Linked DNA regions of Homo sapiens: region 2 is linked to region 1. Evidence: chromatin loops called from intact Hi-C (ENCODE). Cell type or tissue: Caco-2. All regions are shown on one strand. Each heading gives the region's core, and the rest is flanking DNA. Links, peaks and the distances in the headings are about the cores only.

Evidence for each region. A loop is a pair of places that touch in the nucleus more often than their neighbours do. Peaks named below come from ENCODE experiments on the same cell type or tissue, not always from the same donor. Only the 100,000 strongest peaks of a DNase experiment are listed, where the experiment ranks them.
Region 2: it touches region 1 in a loop (3-fold over the local background); 5 of 110 quality-filtered maps call a loop at or near these places.

Annotation. Positions count from the first base shown.
Region 1 is chr7:16,697,649-16,705,991 of GRCh38, forward strand. It overlaps BZW2 (basic leucine zipper and W2 domains 2), which reads left to right. Exons shown (of 12, transcript NM_014038.3): 10 at 400-538; 11 at 6,899-7,021. Among named protein-coding and RNA genes, the nearest start is that of TSPAN13, 52 kb to the right of the region's middle. In Caco-2, for the core only: no CTCF peak of the experiment used is centred there; no DNase peak of the experiment used is centred there.
Region 2 is chr7:16,765,813-16,774,155 of GRCh38, forward strand. The region is part of intron 1 of TSPAN13 (tetraspanin 13); the gene reads left to right. Among named protein-coding and RNA genes, the nearest start is that of TSPAN13, 16 kb to the left of the region's middle. In Caco-2, for the core only: no CTCF peak of the experiment used is centred there; a DNase peak (open chromatin) is centred at 5,038.

The sequences.
Region 1 (8,343 bases), core at 285-8,284:
TTATCCCAGCAGCTCATCAAGATTCCTTCCCTGTACCCACTAAGAGACCAAATATGAGAATCTGCCTATATTAAAGATAATTGCTGGCCTGCTATGTCTAAGGGATATTTCGAAAATGAGGTCATATCCTCATAGAATATCCATTGTATTATTGGACTGTGGCTCTGCCATTGAAAAAATGTGAATCTTCTTCCCAGTTCCCTCACAGGTCGACTATACTGCTTTGTTCCTACTGTTCTGTTCCCCTCACCCCATTGGGCACAATATGATGATAAAAGGTGTCAATCCTGAAAGTCAGTCTTTTCTAAGCAACCCTCCAGGTTACTGTTATAGTTCCAGCAGTGTCGGCTCTGTACCTCCCACGCAAGTGACGGCTTTTACTCTCCACTTCTGTTCTAGCAATATGCTCCCCTGCTGGCCGTGTTCAGCTCCCAAGGCCAGTCAGAGCTGATCCTCCTCCAGAAGGTTCAGGAATACTGCTACGACAACATCCATTTCATGAAAGCCTTTCAGAAGATTGTGGTTCTCTTTTATAAAGGTATCCATCCACGTGCCACTGCTGTGCTTCTGTGTTTTGCTGAAGCTCTTTGAGAGGCAGAGCAGGCAATGAGGCAGAGGAGGTCATGGGGCTCTGTTTAGAGAGGGACAGCAAGATGCTAATTTGTGAAAGTTTTATTGAGGCAACCATACCATGTAGAGAGAGGAGGCATACACGCCATATATGCGTTGCCTTGGAAACCCTGCTTAGGCCCCTGGGCACTTCTCATTGGTAGATGAACTGGTAATTGTTTCTTGGGGTTGGTGGAAAAAAAATGTAATTATATAAAATTGAGCCTGTTTTTGAATTGTAAGGATTAGCTCTAATAACAATGATTATCAAAATAGTATATATATTATGTTCAGACTCTTTTAGGTACCATAAATCTGACTTTAAAATTACTGAAGTAATTAGCCTTTTTACTTTGTATTTTAGTTACTTGGCCCAGCCATTCTCCTGTTTTCCAAGGGAATGGCTATTTTTAGGTTTTCACATTTACTGTCTTTTCATTGTATTTATAAGGATTAGGTTGCTATGACAACTGGCACTAAAATATGAATGCTAAAGGTTTTAACCGATCCCAATCTGTATACCTACAGCATACAGAAATGTCCTAGGCTATTTTTTGGGCCTACATTTATGTAGTTTTGTGAGGGAGAAAAAGGAACACTTAAGAAGTGGTACATTTTGAACATTATAACATGTTTATTTTATGTTATTATGTTCATAAATATCATATCAGAAAAGTTAAAATAATACCAGCCAAATGTTTATTTTCCCTTTCATGTGTTCCTAAATTTGTCTCTTTTGAATTATATCTTGGGAATTTGGAAAATAAAGGTTTTAGATAAATAATAGCTCTTTTAAAAATGCTTAATAGCATTTCACAATGAATTTTTATTGGCCACGTAGATTCCTCAAATGAATGAATCTTGTCCACAAGTGTTTGGGTGATATTTTACTTTTTCAGGGCACAGAGGTATTCAGCAACAATTATAATAGTCAGGAGGAAAATATGATGGCCACCCATTGCCACTTGAAGTTCAGTAATTGGTATTTTCTCCAACCAGACCTGAGTTGGGTCTTCTTGGATTTAGTCATAAGATAGCAGTGTCCTAAAACTAGGCCCCACCCAATGATACCCAAAGTGATCCACCCATCAGAACCAAACCTGCAAGCCATGTTACCAATTCATAGATGGTACCCAGCAGCCAAGAACGAGAAGTGGGGCCCAACCTTCTGTGGCCACAGCTGGCTCCATTTGTAAAACTGGCAGAGAGACCTATGGGACAGGTTTCACATTTGTTTTGAGGGTGGTCAATTTTTTCCACTACGGAAAACCAAACTGTTCGTAAACTAGTTAGTTACCTGAACATAGTTTGCTTTCTTGTCATATAAAAGATAACCCAACCAGTGTTTCTCACCAATTTTTTTTTTTAACTGAGACATCGTTGTCGGAGTCTCATCTTCAGGAGCACCCTATCGTATTATTGTAATGAAATCACAAAGAATCAGCAAACCCATTGTTACGGGAAATGACATCTAGGTGGCACATGAACTATTAAAATCCTTCAGATTTCTCATTTTAACCACTAATGCCAACCTCCTTTTCCTTTAGACTTAGACTTCTTATAACAACTACTGACAGGTAGTAAAACTGGCTACTTTGAGTTTTTTCTTCTTCATCAGCCCCAGATGCTAAGGGTCAGTATGACCTGAAATTAGAAAATAACTCAAGAAGTAAGCACTAGGAAGTAAAAAGAAGAGGCATGAGCTCTTAGGCTCATTGATTAACTAGGTAATCAGCGTTTAAATAACCTAAAGTTAGTGAGGTCTGTGGCAAGTATGACCTGGCCCCAGGGAACACAGGAAGGGTGAGTGTCAACATCAATTTTATTTCTGCCTTAGTTATTTTTGGAAATGAAATTGGGAAACTTTTTTAAAAATGTAAACCTAAAACACATCACTGAACTAACATTTTCAATACCATTTTCTAGGTAATTTTGTAATTTTCCACAGAATGATATATATAGTCTGTTTTCTTAAGTGAAATGATTCCATGTTTTCTCTGGAGAACATGCAATCCCTGAGGAATGATTGTTCCATACCACCGTTAAGAGCGTTACTGTGTTAACTATGTTTACCATCTTGTCTCTTTTTTGCCAGATTTTTACTTTCACCTTATTTTGTCCACCAAACACTTGTGCACCAGGAGACATGTATTTGATTTGTTTCTGTAAAGATTTGGATGCTCTCATTCCGTGTTTTATATGCCTAGAGGGAGACTTAGTAAACAGTGAGTGTTAAAGCACTCCTTTCCTAATATGCCTAAGAATTACCCAGAGAGCTTGTTATAAAACACAGCTCCCCCAGAGATTCTGATTCAGTAGGGCCAGGGTTGGGCCTGAGAATTTTCATTTTAACAAGTTTCCAAGCTGATGCTCTGACTGTTGTACCAGGACCACTGGTGTAAAGTGTATAGCATTCAAGAAGCAACAGATGCTATGAACTCCAGTGACATGTTCAAGATTATACTTACCTTTGATTTCATGTACATACCCACATTTTACACATATGGAGTAGTGTCTTCTCTGCTTCTTTTACCAAGTTTCTGTGGATTCCTTTTGTTTGTCATAAGGAACGTAGTGCTCTAAAACAAGTTTTTAAAATGTAATGGAAACCGTTGCTCCATTTTAATTTTCATTTTTATCTCTCTCTGACACACAGAGCACACACAAACATATACATGGACACACACACACCTCCCCTTTCCCAACATGTCCAGAACTTGATGATAGCAGAAACTTGGGCATATGATTAGCCATGTCCCCCTTGGCAAATCTAATTACTTAATTGAATATCATTATTGAAAGATTTATAAATCTTTTACATAAATAACAGTGGAATAAAAGCAAATAAACTAAATAATGCTAGTCAGCAAAGAAAAAAGTGGTGATGGGTCATTTTGCAAAGACTCTCTGTATTAAAATCTAGATTTGCATATTTTTAAGGTAGTAAGAAACAGTAAATCCATTGCTAACTTTCAAGCATCACATTATTGACTTTTAAAAATAATTTTCTCTTCTTTTTTCCCTGAAGATAAGTCCCATAGACTCAGCATGGTCTAAAATGTGTAAAACTACCTTGTCAAGTACTGTTATTATCTCTATCATGGGTTTTCTTGTTTGCAGAAATTTTTTAGGTTAAATTCTATCCTGCATGCAAATTTTTCTAAAAGGAGTTTTTTATTCTAGTTCTAAAAAAGGGTGAGTGCCCTTCTCAGCATATATTCCCAGCATTCTTAGGGTAAATTATTTTTGACTTGTGTCCCTATGTGACATTCCTAATAAAAAAATTTCTGAATTTCAAGAGTTTCAAGTGACATAGTTTCAGACTAAGTTTCTAAATAACTAACATGATCTAAAATTTAGCAGTTCTCAAGCCACTTTTACAGTATTGTCTCTTCGATCCTCATGAATACATTAGAACTCTACAAATTGAGAAATATTTATTTTTTCTCATCAAGTTAACAAATTTATTCCTTAAACGTGTGTTGAATCGATACTATAGGGCAGGTCTTTCATTAAATGCTGGAAATGAGATGAACAAAATATAGTCCCTGACTTCCTGAATTTCAGGATGTAGAAGAAAACAAAGAATTACACTCACCATGTCAATTGCTGAAATAAGCCTCACACAGAGGGTGTCAGAAGGGATAGGACCACAGAGGGAGGGCACCTAACTTGTTAAAGGTAATTTGGAGGGGGAGAAGTGAAGGCTCTCAAGGTACATGTATCTCACCAGACATTATGAAGAAGTTGGCCAGATAGAAGGGGAAAACATATATTCCAGTCTCTATGTGCCATCATACAATGTCTTCCTTTCTTACTGTCTTTTACTGTTATTCTATATTCCTAATAGGCATTTATGAAATATCCCACCAAAAATGGTTTCTCAGTTTTAATTAACTCTTTTCCCTACTTTATCCTTAGTGAGGGAAAAAATTGTCTGAATTCTTTGTCCCTCAAGGAGTTCCTTCCTTTTCAGACCTTTCCTTTCACTAAATAGAAGTTTAATTTCTTCTTAAACTCTTCGATGTTCATACTTTGCCTCATATGGTGCTCTGTGTAGATACTTCAGTAGCTTTTAATTAATAATTCTCTGGTACTAGAAGTTTGATCTTTCAGCAAGTAGTTGTTACTACCCTGGGTTCTTCTAAGAACTCCACATTGCGCCGTTAATATGTAGACTTATTTTAAATTCTCCTTCCTATTCTTAACATTAAATATTCTCAATTAATGGTAACTTAAGAATATCAAGGCACAAGATTTGCAATAAACAATGCATTTGATAGGTTTTACCTATCATTTAGTGTGCTTTTCACAAGCACTGACATTGACAAGCATTTTAGTAGTTGCATGGTCTCCTTCAGCCTCTGTGAGGCAATAAAACACAGGAATGTGCTCTCAACCTTCAAAAGGAAAGCTCAGACAAATAGTATCACTAAACTGCAGTCTACATCAGCTTTCCAACCTGTACTTTGTATCATCCTCAATTCATTAAGGTGTGGAGAAAAAAAACAATTCTCCTTTCCATGTTTGTCACAGTTTAAAATTATATTGTTTGTGCAGAACATTAATAATGATAGTTTAATAGTGCATGAATATAATTTATAAACTCAAAAATATACATATGTTGGGTGTATATGCTCAAAATTATCCTACAGGCAGGAAGACATGATCCAAACAGTTTGATAATTACTGATCTAATCATAAGCATCTTAAAGATAATTTACAAGTTATATAAAAGGGTCTTTTAAAATCCCTGTTAATGTTCTTTAAAAGTCTCTGCAAGGCAGTCTTACACAATAACAGGTCACTTCCTCGGGACACAACTGCCTGCTCCTCAGCTCTATGACAATTAGGCTCTGATGGCTGGTAGAAATTTCTTTTATCTCAGTGGAGAGCTGGAAACAAAGAGCTAAAATAACTAGAAGCTAAGAATAAGTCTACAGGACCCCTGATTGTAGCTCTTACATCCAGGCTCTATAAGTAAATCCAGACTTCTTGCTTCCTTTGCAAAATGTAATGTTTTTAGTGATGATAATAAACATGTTTTTTTAAAAAACCTTTTATTTTCATAAACAAATCATGTTCATTTTAGTCAGCTCAGCCTCTTCAATTTAATTCAAGAACATTTTCCAAGAGCCAATAATTCTTTAAAAATAAAAAAAGCCAATGTTTTTGTTATGAAACTACCAGTGATGTTTTAAATGAAAACAATATTAAATTGTTTCTGTCATTTTCATAAGTTGAAATTATATTTTAACTGAAAAGATATCATTAAAGTAATTTATTAACATTATATGGCTTTATCAGTATTTGTAATGAATTGAGCACATCTCGGGGACAATAATAAATGCTTTGTACCTGTTTTCTGTCTCGTTTCCCACTACAGATTCCCAAACAACAACCCATTAGAACATTGGAACATTAGAAGAATGTTAGAACAACCCATTAGAACATTGGGAGACTATGTACACTTATTTTTATATTCTCCTTCCTATTCTTAACATTAAATACTCTCAATTAATGTTATGTTGAGAATATCAAGGCACATTTGTGGAATTTAGAGTTTTAGACAAAAGATAGTTAACATTTTTTGTTGTTTTTAGAAACCTGTAGGAAATTAGCTAATATGTCTATTTTGTCTTAATGTAGTAGAGGAAAAATATTACTCTTGTAATTTGGGATATACTGTGGGAAAATAAGTCGTGATTTAGTGATGGAGAAAGTGTAGAACTTCAGTTTAGGTGTGTATTACTCCCACAACATAGCCCAGAAGTTCCTCTTTATATCTAATTGCTAACATCATTATTGCATACTATCTACATTTTTTTCCTTTGTCATTTTTCTCCTAAAAAAAGAAAATCCCAATCTCCTTAAAAGACACTGGTCATTTGAGGTTACTCTTTAATCAAGATATGGTTGAACTTGGCAGGACCCAAAATGTTCTAAAATGCTGGAATTGCTGGTTCATTTGCAAAATTACAAAACAATTCTATTTCCTACCAGCAAATTAGCACTGTGAGAGATTTCCAAGTCCTAGTAGTGAGCTATAGGCTTGCATTATATCATGCCTAAGAAGATGTATATCATCATCATCAGTACTTAAGCCTTTAGTAAGCTATCAAAATATGGCACTATGCTACATGAAAATCAACTTGGTTCCTCTCTTCTGATAAGTAACAGAATGCTTTATATTTAAAATGATTGCTTTCTATTAAACTGTAATACATGAAGTTGTTTTGAAACATGACATTTGTATAGTAACTTTGAAATCTTTGATTTAAAATTGCAGCTGATGTTCTGAGCGAAGAAGCAATACTGAAATGGTATAAGGAAGCACATGTTGCTAAAGGCAAAAGTGTTTTTCTTGACCAGATGAAGAAATTTGTTGAGTGGTTACAAAATGCAGAAGAAGGTATGATTCTGTTTACAAACATTGATGACCTTTAAACACTGTCTCATTATATGTCAAAATATTTACCTCTTCCACAGATTTTACTTGATTTTCTAAAACTAAAATTCTAGAGTTATCTTTCGTATCAAACATTTTGCCAACATCTTAGCTTTCCTTTCTGAAATCACGGCAATAAAAATCTCTACATGTAAAAACAAAGAAAGAAATGAAATGCTTAAATTATCCACTCTGATGGAGGACAATAAGGAAGAAATGATTAGTAGATGTGAAAGGAGAAAAATACATTTAGCTTAATCACGCATTATGGAATTCTATAGATTTTTATGACACCTTTACCAATTAACTGGCAATTTTAAATAATGGAAATATAAAGTGGAAGGATAATAATGAGTAAGAGTGAATTCAGGCCAGGTGTGGTGGCTCACACCTGTAATCCCAGCACTTTGGGAAGCAGAGGTGGGTGGATCACCTGAGGTCAGGAGTTTGAGAGCAGGCTGGCCAACATAGTGAAACCCTGTCTCTATTAAAAACACAAAAAAATTAGCCAGGTATGGTGGCTCACGCCTGTAGTCCCAGGTACTCGGGAGGGTGAGGCAGGAGAACCACTTGAACCAGGAGGCAGAGGTTGCAGTGAGCCAAGATTGCGCCACTGCACGCCAGCCTGGATGACAGAGCAAGACTCCATCTCGATAAATAAATAAATAAAGTGAATTCAATTAAGAATAAAAAGTTCAGGCCAGGCACGGTGGCTCACGCCTGTAATCCCAGCACTTTGGGAGGCCAAGGCGGGCAGATCATGAGGTCGGGAGATCGAGACCATCTTGCCTAACACAGTGAAACCGTGTCTCTACTAAAAATATAAAAAATTAGCCGGGCATGGTGGTGGGCACCTGTAGTCACAGCTACTCGGGAGGCTGAGGCAGGAGAATGGCATGAACACAGGAGGCGGAGGTTGCAGTGAGCCAAGATCACAGCACTGCACTCCAGGCTGGGCAACAGAGTGAGACTCCATCTCAAAAAAAAAAAAAAAAAAGAATAAAAAGTTTATCTTAGGTGATCCAAAGAAGAAAAGTTATATTGTTTAATTTTATATATATTCAAATTTTTATATAATTTATATGTATAAATTTAATATATATAAAATGTATTCATTTATAGGTATTTGTATATGTATGCATGTTGCATTTTTAGACAGGCAAAATTTACGTGAAAGCAGAAAAGAGCAAGAGTTTGCTATCTGCCCTCATGTGACTATTTTACCTTATAATGGGTGCCTAGGGTAAAAGTATGCTGGTGCAATGGCAGGGTTCTGGGTTGGTGAC
Region 2 (8,343 bases), core at 142-8,141, 68 kb after region 1:
AAACTGTTATTATAATAGAACAAAAGATTCTTTGGAGTTCCTTTGTCTAGCAAGTTCTAGTGACAAACCTAGGCTTTTTAATTATGCTGTTAGAGTTAACTGTTTGAATCAACAATTTTTAGATCACTGGTTTGGAAGACCTCATATAATCTTGTTCTCTTCACAATTACAAACCAGCCATAACACATAATTATCACTACTGAGAAATAAATTGTTTTACTATTATCTTTAAAAGTCTCCTTTTTAGTAAAGTTAAGGATACACTGATAATCAGATCTCATTAGAGGCATATTATAAGTCTTTAGGTGTTATAATTTTAAAAGTTAACTTGGGTATTTGGGGGATTTTTAAAATAATGTGTTAGAAACACCAGTCATACACAAGAAAACACATTGTTTTTAGCTTTTTAAATGAAAAAATCCAACATATTTTTGGGTGTTCATTAGAAAATTGATTAGCACAAACAAGTTTATGATGTACAGTTTCGCTGTTGCTGTAATAAGTGCAAAATTTGTTTTGGATTGGACAGTTGATTCTATGTTTTCTTTCACCTTTGGGAATGGCCCTTACAAATGAGAATGTGTATTTGCGTGTGCATGTGTGTGCATATGTGCATCTAGGAGTTGGGCATGAAAATGGGATAGGGCAGTGTCTTGGTTCACTTTTGAAACCATCTGAGTGTGATGGACCTAGAGCATTGCCTTTTGTTACAAACGTGTGGAGAATCAGCAACTTACTGCCTGTTGCCTTCAGTTGTATACCACCTTCATTCCCAAGCCTCCTCTTTCCTAAATTGGAACAAATTATAGGAGGGAATGTGGACTGCTCTTGAATATGCATAGATGGGGATTGAGGTGAAATATCTGAGAGACAAGTGAGAATGTCTAGATTTAAGTAGCTGGGTTTGGGAGATAGTGGGAGCTAAGGCTGAATGAGGAAAGTTAGACCAATTTACAGAGGAATGCAAAGCAGAAGAATTTAGAATTGGTGACTTAGTAAGAAGGGGGTGTTACATTTTTCAAGGCTAGTTTTAATTAGGAAATTTCATATGCTCAGGAAATAATATGGTAGACCCCTGTGAACTCACTGGCTTTATACATTTCACATATGCCAGTGTTTTTTTTCTCTCTCTCTTTCGAGATGAGGATTCTCTTTGTTGCCCAGGCTGGAGTGCAGTGGCTATTCCCAAGTGCAGTCACAACGCACTGCAGCCCAGGACTCCTGGGCTCAAGCAGTCTGTCTCGGCCTCCCAAGTCCCAGCTACTGTTGAGACTATAGGCACACCACTGAACCCAGCTAATCTCTCTTTTAAGAAGTTAAATGTTACTCTGTAGCTAAAGGCCAACTCTCCAGTCCCTTTCCCATTTTCCCCTCTCAAAGGTAGTCACTGTTCTGAAATCAAGATCTGTCACTTCCATGAATGTGTATGACAATGTCATATATTATATACATTAATTATCTACAAATAACATATAGTATTGTTTTTTGTGTTTGAAAATTTATATAAATGGTATGTTTTATCTGTATTTATGCAACTTGTCTGATTTCCTTTACATTTTTTTGAAATTTGTCAATTTAATAGAAATAGATAAAAATCATTTGTATTCTATTGTGTGATCACACCAGAGTCTGTGAATTCCCTAGTCGTGATGTTTGAAAATGTTTTTAATTTTTTACTGTAACAAACAAGGTTGTGGTAGAATCCTGGTATATATCTAGTTGGGTACATAGGTGTTCTCTTGGGGATTAACCTAGAAACAGAATTGCTGGGGTAGTAAGGGATACATATAATTTTCCTAGGTGGTGTTAATTTGTTATATAAAGTAGCTACAACAATTTATATTCCTACTTGTACACAAGTTTTAGGTTCTTTACATTCTTGGTGTCATCAGGCTTAGTTTTTGCCAGTCTAGTGCATGTGAGATGGTATTTCCTTGTTTTAATTTTTGTTTCCCTGATTTTTGATGTGATTTAACATTTTTCATGTGTTGATTGGCCTTTCAAATTCTTCTTCAGTGAATTGACTCTTACTACCTTTCACCACTTTTCAGTTTGCTTTTTGTCTTAAGTTCATTTGTATTCATTTTTATTTTTTATTTATTTTTATTTTTACTTTTGAGATGGAGTATCGCTCTTGTTGCCCAAGCTGAAGTGCAGTGGCACCATCTCGGCCCACTGCAACCTCCTCCTCCCAGGTTCAAGCGATTCTCCTGCCTCAGCCTCCCGAGTAGCTGGGATTACAGGCGGGTGCCACCACGCCCAGCTAATTTTTTGTATTTTTAGTAGAAATGGGGTTTTACCATGTTAGCCAGGCTGGTCTTGAACTCCTGACCTAAGGTGATCCGCCTGCCTTGGCCTTCCAAAGTGCTGGGATTACAGGCGTGAGCCACCGCACCTGGCCTGTAGGCATTTTTTAATATGTGTGCTGGAAATATATTCTCCTAGTCCTAGGTGTCTCTCACATTTGTCTCGTATTTTTCACTGTACAGTACAGAAGTTTAAATTTGTAACAGGTTGGATGGTACGGCAGGTAAAAACACAGATCTACAGCCAGGTAGCCTGGGTTCATATCCCAGCTCTATCCCTTCCTTACTGTCTAACCTTGGGCAAGTTACTTAACATCTCACTCTGTGCACAGCTTTTCCCATCTGGAAAATGGAAGCAACAGTACCTACCTCTTAGGGTTTTTGTGAAGATTAAATTAGTTAATAAATGTAAAACCCTTATAATACTTTCTTAAACAGAGTAAATGCCATGTCAGTGTTATATGCGCATTTTTGGAAACTTGTTTCAAAGAAATTTTTCCTTACCCACAAAGTCATTAAAATATTTTCTATACTTTTAAGTTGTGCTTAAAGTAGAGTTTATGGTTTGAGGTAGGGATTAATAATATCAGTTTTCAAAATGAGAAGGTGGTTGTCACAAGGCTACTTATTAAAGTCTACTCTTTCTCTGCTGACTTAGAATTTTGCCTCTCTCAAAGACTATGCTGCTGGCTTATTTAGATCTGTATCAGTTACCTGCTTTAACGACTGAACCATTAAAATGAGGTATTTGTCATATCTCTTATTTTATTTTTTTTGAGACAGAGTCTTGCTCTGTCACCCAGGGTGGAGTGCAGTGGCGTGATCTTGGCTCACTGCAAACTCTGCCTCCTGGGTTCAAGCTATTTCTGGCTGATTTTTGTATTTCTAGTAGAGACAGGGTTTCACTATGTTGGCCAGGCTGGTCTCGAACTCCTGACCTCAAGTGATCATCCCGCCTTGGCTTCCCAAAGTGCTAGGATTACACGCATGAGCCACTGTGCCTGGCCATTATAATAGGTTCTGATATTTGTTAGATGGTTTTTAACTTATTTAGTTTTTAAATTTTTAAAATCTATTTAATTTTACTTTAAAAAAAAGAAATATATCCAAAATATGTAGAGTCAGGCTCAAGTTTTGCAGACATGGGTGAAAACAACAACAAGGGTGGCATTCAGGACAGTTAGATTGAACCACTGACAGGACTGATTTGCCACCAGGAGCATTTCTTCTTCATGGTTCTGGTGACAGTGCAGCTGGGCTAAGAAAAAGTGCAGCAGATACAAGCTTTTCTCCTTAATCTTCTTTATCTCTTTGTTTATTTTAGGTCTTCTTTCATGTTCTTCAAATACATTTCACAATTTTCTTCATGAAGATCTTGGACTACTTTTGTTGGATTTCTTCATATATATCTTATATTTTGGGGGTATATTACAAATTATATCCTAAAAAGTATGTGAAAAAAATTTTTTTTGGTGCATCAGCATGTTGTTGATTTTTGTGTATTGATTCTGTTTCTAGCAACTTTGCTGGTTCTTACCAATTTTAATTTTTTTTTGATTTTTTGGATTTCCTTTGTAGATGCTCCTAATAATTTTTGAATAATGAAAGCTGTGTTTCTCTCCTCCCATTGTTATTTTGTATTTACACTTAGTTGTCTAAAACCCCACCACAATGCTGAATAGATGTGGTGAAAGTCCACACCCTGTCTTATTCCTGAATTTTGGAGAAAATGTTTATGATTTATTTTTATCTTACCATTAGCTAGAATAATCTTTCCTATCTTTTGTCACTGAGTGTGATTTTTGCTTTGGCTTTTTGATCGGTATTTATCAGTTTAAAAATTTGGAAGGATTTATTATTAACCTTTCTCTTAAATAATTTTGCCAAGGGCTGTTACTTTTCTCTCCTTTAATGAAGCTTTATGTATTCTTTCTATTGTAAGTTTCTCTTCTTTCTCCTACCATTGGGTTTGTTTTATGTGACTCTTTTTTAAGTTTGCATTTTTAAAAATATGGGTTTTTAAAATAGTTTTTATTCCCCTTTTATCTTTTTATTTTTCTGTTTAATATTTTTTATTTTATTATTTTATTATTATTATTATTTTTGAAATGGAGTCTCACTCTGTTGCCCAGGCTGGAGTGCAGTGGCACAATCTCGGCTCACTGCAGCCTCTGCCTCTCGGGTTCAAGTGATTCTCCTGCTTCAGCCTCCCAAGTAGCTGGGATTACAGGTGCCCACCATCACACCCGGCTATTTTTTAAAAAATATTTTGGTAGAGACAGAGTTTCACCATGTTGGCCAGACTGCTCTTGAACAACTGACCTCAAGTGATCCACCCGCTTCGGCCTCCCAAAGTGTTGGGATTACAGGCGTGAGCCACCGCGCCCAGCCCCCTTTTATCTTTTTAGTCAGTTTAAAATATTTTGTTTTAGTCTCCTTCAGTTAGTTCTGTCATCTCAAGTTCTTGGGAGCTTTTATCCTTCTTTTGTTATATTTGTCATATCTCTCTCATGGTAAATTTTTTTCTTAGTCATTTTGTGATTTTTTGATTGGCAGCAATGTTTTTATTTTTTTCTTTGGGAATCCTGTAAGGGCTGGGATTTGGAAGGGTCCCTCCTGAGCAAATTTTGGATATGCGTTTATGAGCTTTTCTCCCCCAAATGCCGTCACCTCTTGTAATCAGCTTTTATTTGAATTGTTTGTCTTGAGGATTCCTGCATGCCTGAGGCAGTGTACTCTTAGACTGCAAGCATGGGCATGATAGGCTCTTGTTTGATAGGCTCGTGTTTCTCTTTCTTGAAAACTTTTTGAAGAGACTGAAAAGTCTTTGCTCTCTTTCTGGATAGGTTGTTGTGGTTTTTCTCTAACCCCTGACACTGAAAATACAGCTTTTTGGAGATCCCAGTTATGCAAGGGTCTCAGTTCCACTTCCTAGCTCTGCTATGAAACCTAAATCCTTTCCCGTTAGGGACTGTTCTGATCCAGGAACTCCTTCCCCACCTGCTCATGGGACCCCACAGCACCAGCTGTATGCTTACAGTTCTAGCTTTCGATTCTCCTTTCATTTCTGACCTGTAGGAATTTCCCATAGTTTTTCTGTGCTCACTTACGTATTTAAATAAAATGTTACAGTCTTTTCAGTGTTTTAAAATATTTGTAGCTGAAAGGATTCTGTGGTAGCTCAGTTGCCCATGTTCCAAGAACCCTCTGTGGTGGGCTAAATAACCACACACTCCAAAAAGTCGTTCATATCCTAATCCTTGAAACCTACAAACACGTTACTTTACATAACTAAAAGGACTTTGAAGATGTGATTAAATGAAGAATCTTGAGATGGGGAGATTATTCTGGATTATCTGGGTGAGCTTTATGGAATCACACAGGTCCTTGGAAGAGGGAGGAAAGAGGGTCAGAGTCAAAAAATGATGTGCATATTTGAGGGGTTTGAACATGATATGCTCCTGGCTTTGAAGACAGAGGAAGGGGTTATATGCCAAGGAATGCAGAAAACCCTCAGAAACTAGACGAAGCAAGGAAACAGATTCTCCCTCTGGAGCTTTCAGGAGTACAACCTGACCAACACAGCCTCCAGAACTGTAAGGCAATACATTTGTGTTATTTTAAGCCACTACACTTGTGTTAATTTGCAAAAGCAGCGATAGGAAACCCTCTTTGATGGTTTTAGAGGACTGCCTGGTAGTGGTAATTAGGGTAGACTGAAAACTATATTGAAGACACAGCAGAATCAACTTGGTGAGGAATGCCCTTGACAGAGGGTTATGTAGAAGGAAGCAGCCTCTTTTTTGCCTCTATCTGCAGGAAAAGAAAAAAACCAGAACAGAGGTACTTGTGAATATTCTAGATAACATTCTCAATAATAGCATAAAGCCTAATCTGAGAACTAAATAGTGTTTTCTCCCCTCTTTTTGGTTGTAGAGATCTTTTCTTTACATTTACATTAATAGATTCTCATTATTAATGAGCCTATTAGTTGGCAACTGAGTGAGCATTGAAGAGTTTCCTCATTTTGCCGAAACGATGATGCAGATAATGTATTTGCTTTGCGGCGAGGATGCCCATGAGGGTACCAGAACACTTCACCCCAGCTACATGATAAGGATTCCACTGATGGTAAAATTCCAGGCAGGTTCTATAACAGTGAGAGGTTCCTGATTTGTCAAACTCCAAATAGGTGAATTGTTCTGTATTTCTTTTCTAGGACTGCTGTAGCAAATTACCACGAACATGGTGACTCAAAATAACAGAAATTTATCCCCTCACAGTCCTGGAGACCAGAAGTCCAAAATCAAGGTGTCCACAGAGTCAGGCTCTCTCAGGGACCTGGGGGAGAATCTGTTCTTGCGTCTTCCATTTTCTGGTGGCTGCTGGCATTCCTTGTGGCTGCATTAGTCTCTGCCTCTTTTTTTTATGTCACTTTCTACATTGTGTGTGTCTCTCTCTAATTTCCCTGTGCCTCTCTCTTAAGGATACCTGTTATGACATTTAGGGCCCACCTCATAATCTAGGATAAGCACCTCCTTTAAAGATCCTTAATTTAGTTCCATCTTTTACCACATAAGATAATGTTTATCCTTGGCCGGGCGCGGTGGCTCATGCCTGTAATCCCAGCAATTTGGGAGGCCGAGGCAGGTGGATCACCTGAGGTCAGGAGTTCGAGACCAGCCTGGCCAACATGGTGAAACCCCGTCTCTACTAAAAATACAAAAATTAGCTGGACGTGGTGGCATATGCCTGTAATCCCAGCTACTGGGAAGGCTGAGGTGGGAGAATCACTTGAACGCGGGAGGTGGAGGTCGCAGTGAGCCGAAATTGCGCCACTGCACTCCAGCCCGGGTGAGAGAGCAAAACTCTGTCTCCAAAAAATAAAATAAAATAAAAAATAAATAAATAATAAATACTTATTCTTTTACTACTGAAGATTATATTCACAGAGGGGTCAGCTGGGCTATTCTGTTTATCTGAATTTTTTTGTGTGTCAGGGGGAGATTATTGTTCTATACTCTTACTCGCCTTATAAAAAATCTTGGGGGGGGGCGGTTAGCAATTATTTGATTATTTGTCCTATTGTAATTTTTCATTCTCTTCTATACCGACTTCTAGAGCAGGGGTCCGAAAACTACAGCCCACAGCCAGATCCATCTCATTGACTATTTTTGTACAGCCTGCTAACTTAGAATGGTTTCACATTTTTGAATGTTAAAAAAAAAAAAAAAGGAGGAATGATATTTTGTGATGCATTAAAATTATATGAATTCAAATTTTGGTATGTATAAATAGTTATTGGAACACAGCCCTGCCTGCTCATTTGTTTACATATTGTCTGTCACTGCTTTTGTGTACAGGGGCAGAGTTGGGTAGTTGTGGCAGAGACCATGTGATCTGCAAAGCCTGATAATAAATATCTGGCCGTTTGCAGAGAAAGTTTGCCAAGCCCTGTTCTAATAGGGATGTCTTGTCTCTGGCTTTTAGCACATAGCATCAAGTACTTGTCGGTGAATAATTAACTTTTAATTTACTATTTAAGCAGGTGTAACTTTTAATATTCTCATATTTAAGGATTTCAGTAATATAGTAAGGATGTAGTATAATTCCCAAAAGGATTTAAAGAATCTTTTAAAGATCTTAAAGAACTATGGGGTTAGAAGAATTTTATTAGTAATACTCTTATTCATGCTTCTTATCTTTTTTGGCTCTAAGACTTAAAAGATACAATGTAATTCTTCTGGTGAATTTAACTGAATTAGGATATATGCATCACACCCAGGACTTGGGTGTTGGCAAATGTGATGGTTGATTTTATATGTGAACTTGGCTAGGCTGTGGTGCCCAGTTGTTTGGTCAAGCACTAGTCTAGATGTTGCCGCAAAAATATTTGTAGATGTGACTAACATTTACAATCAGTTGACTTTAAATCCTATTACCTTCCATCATGTGAGTGGGCCTTATCCCATCAGTTGAAGACCTTAAGAACAAAGATTAAGGTTTTCTGAGGAAGAAGGAATTCTGCTTGAGTTTC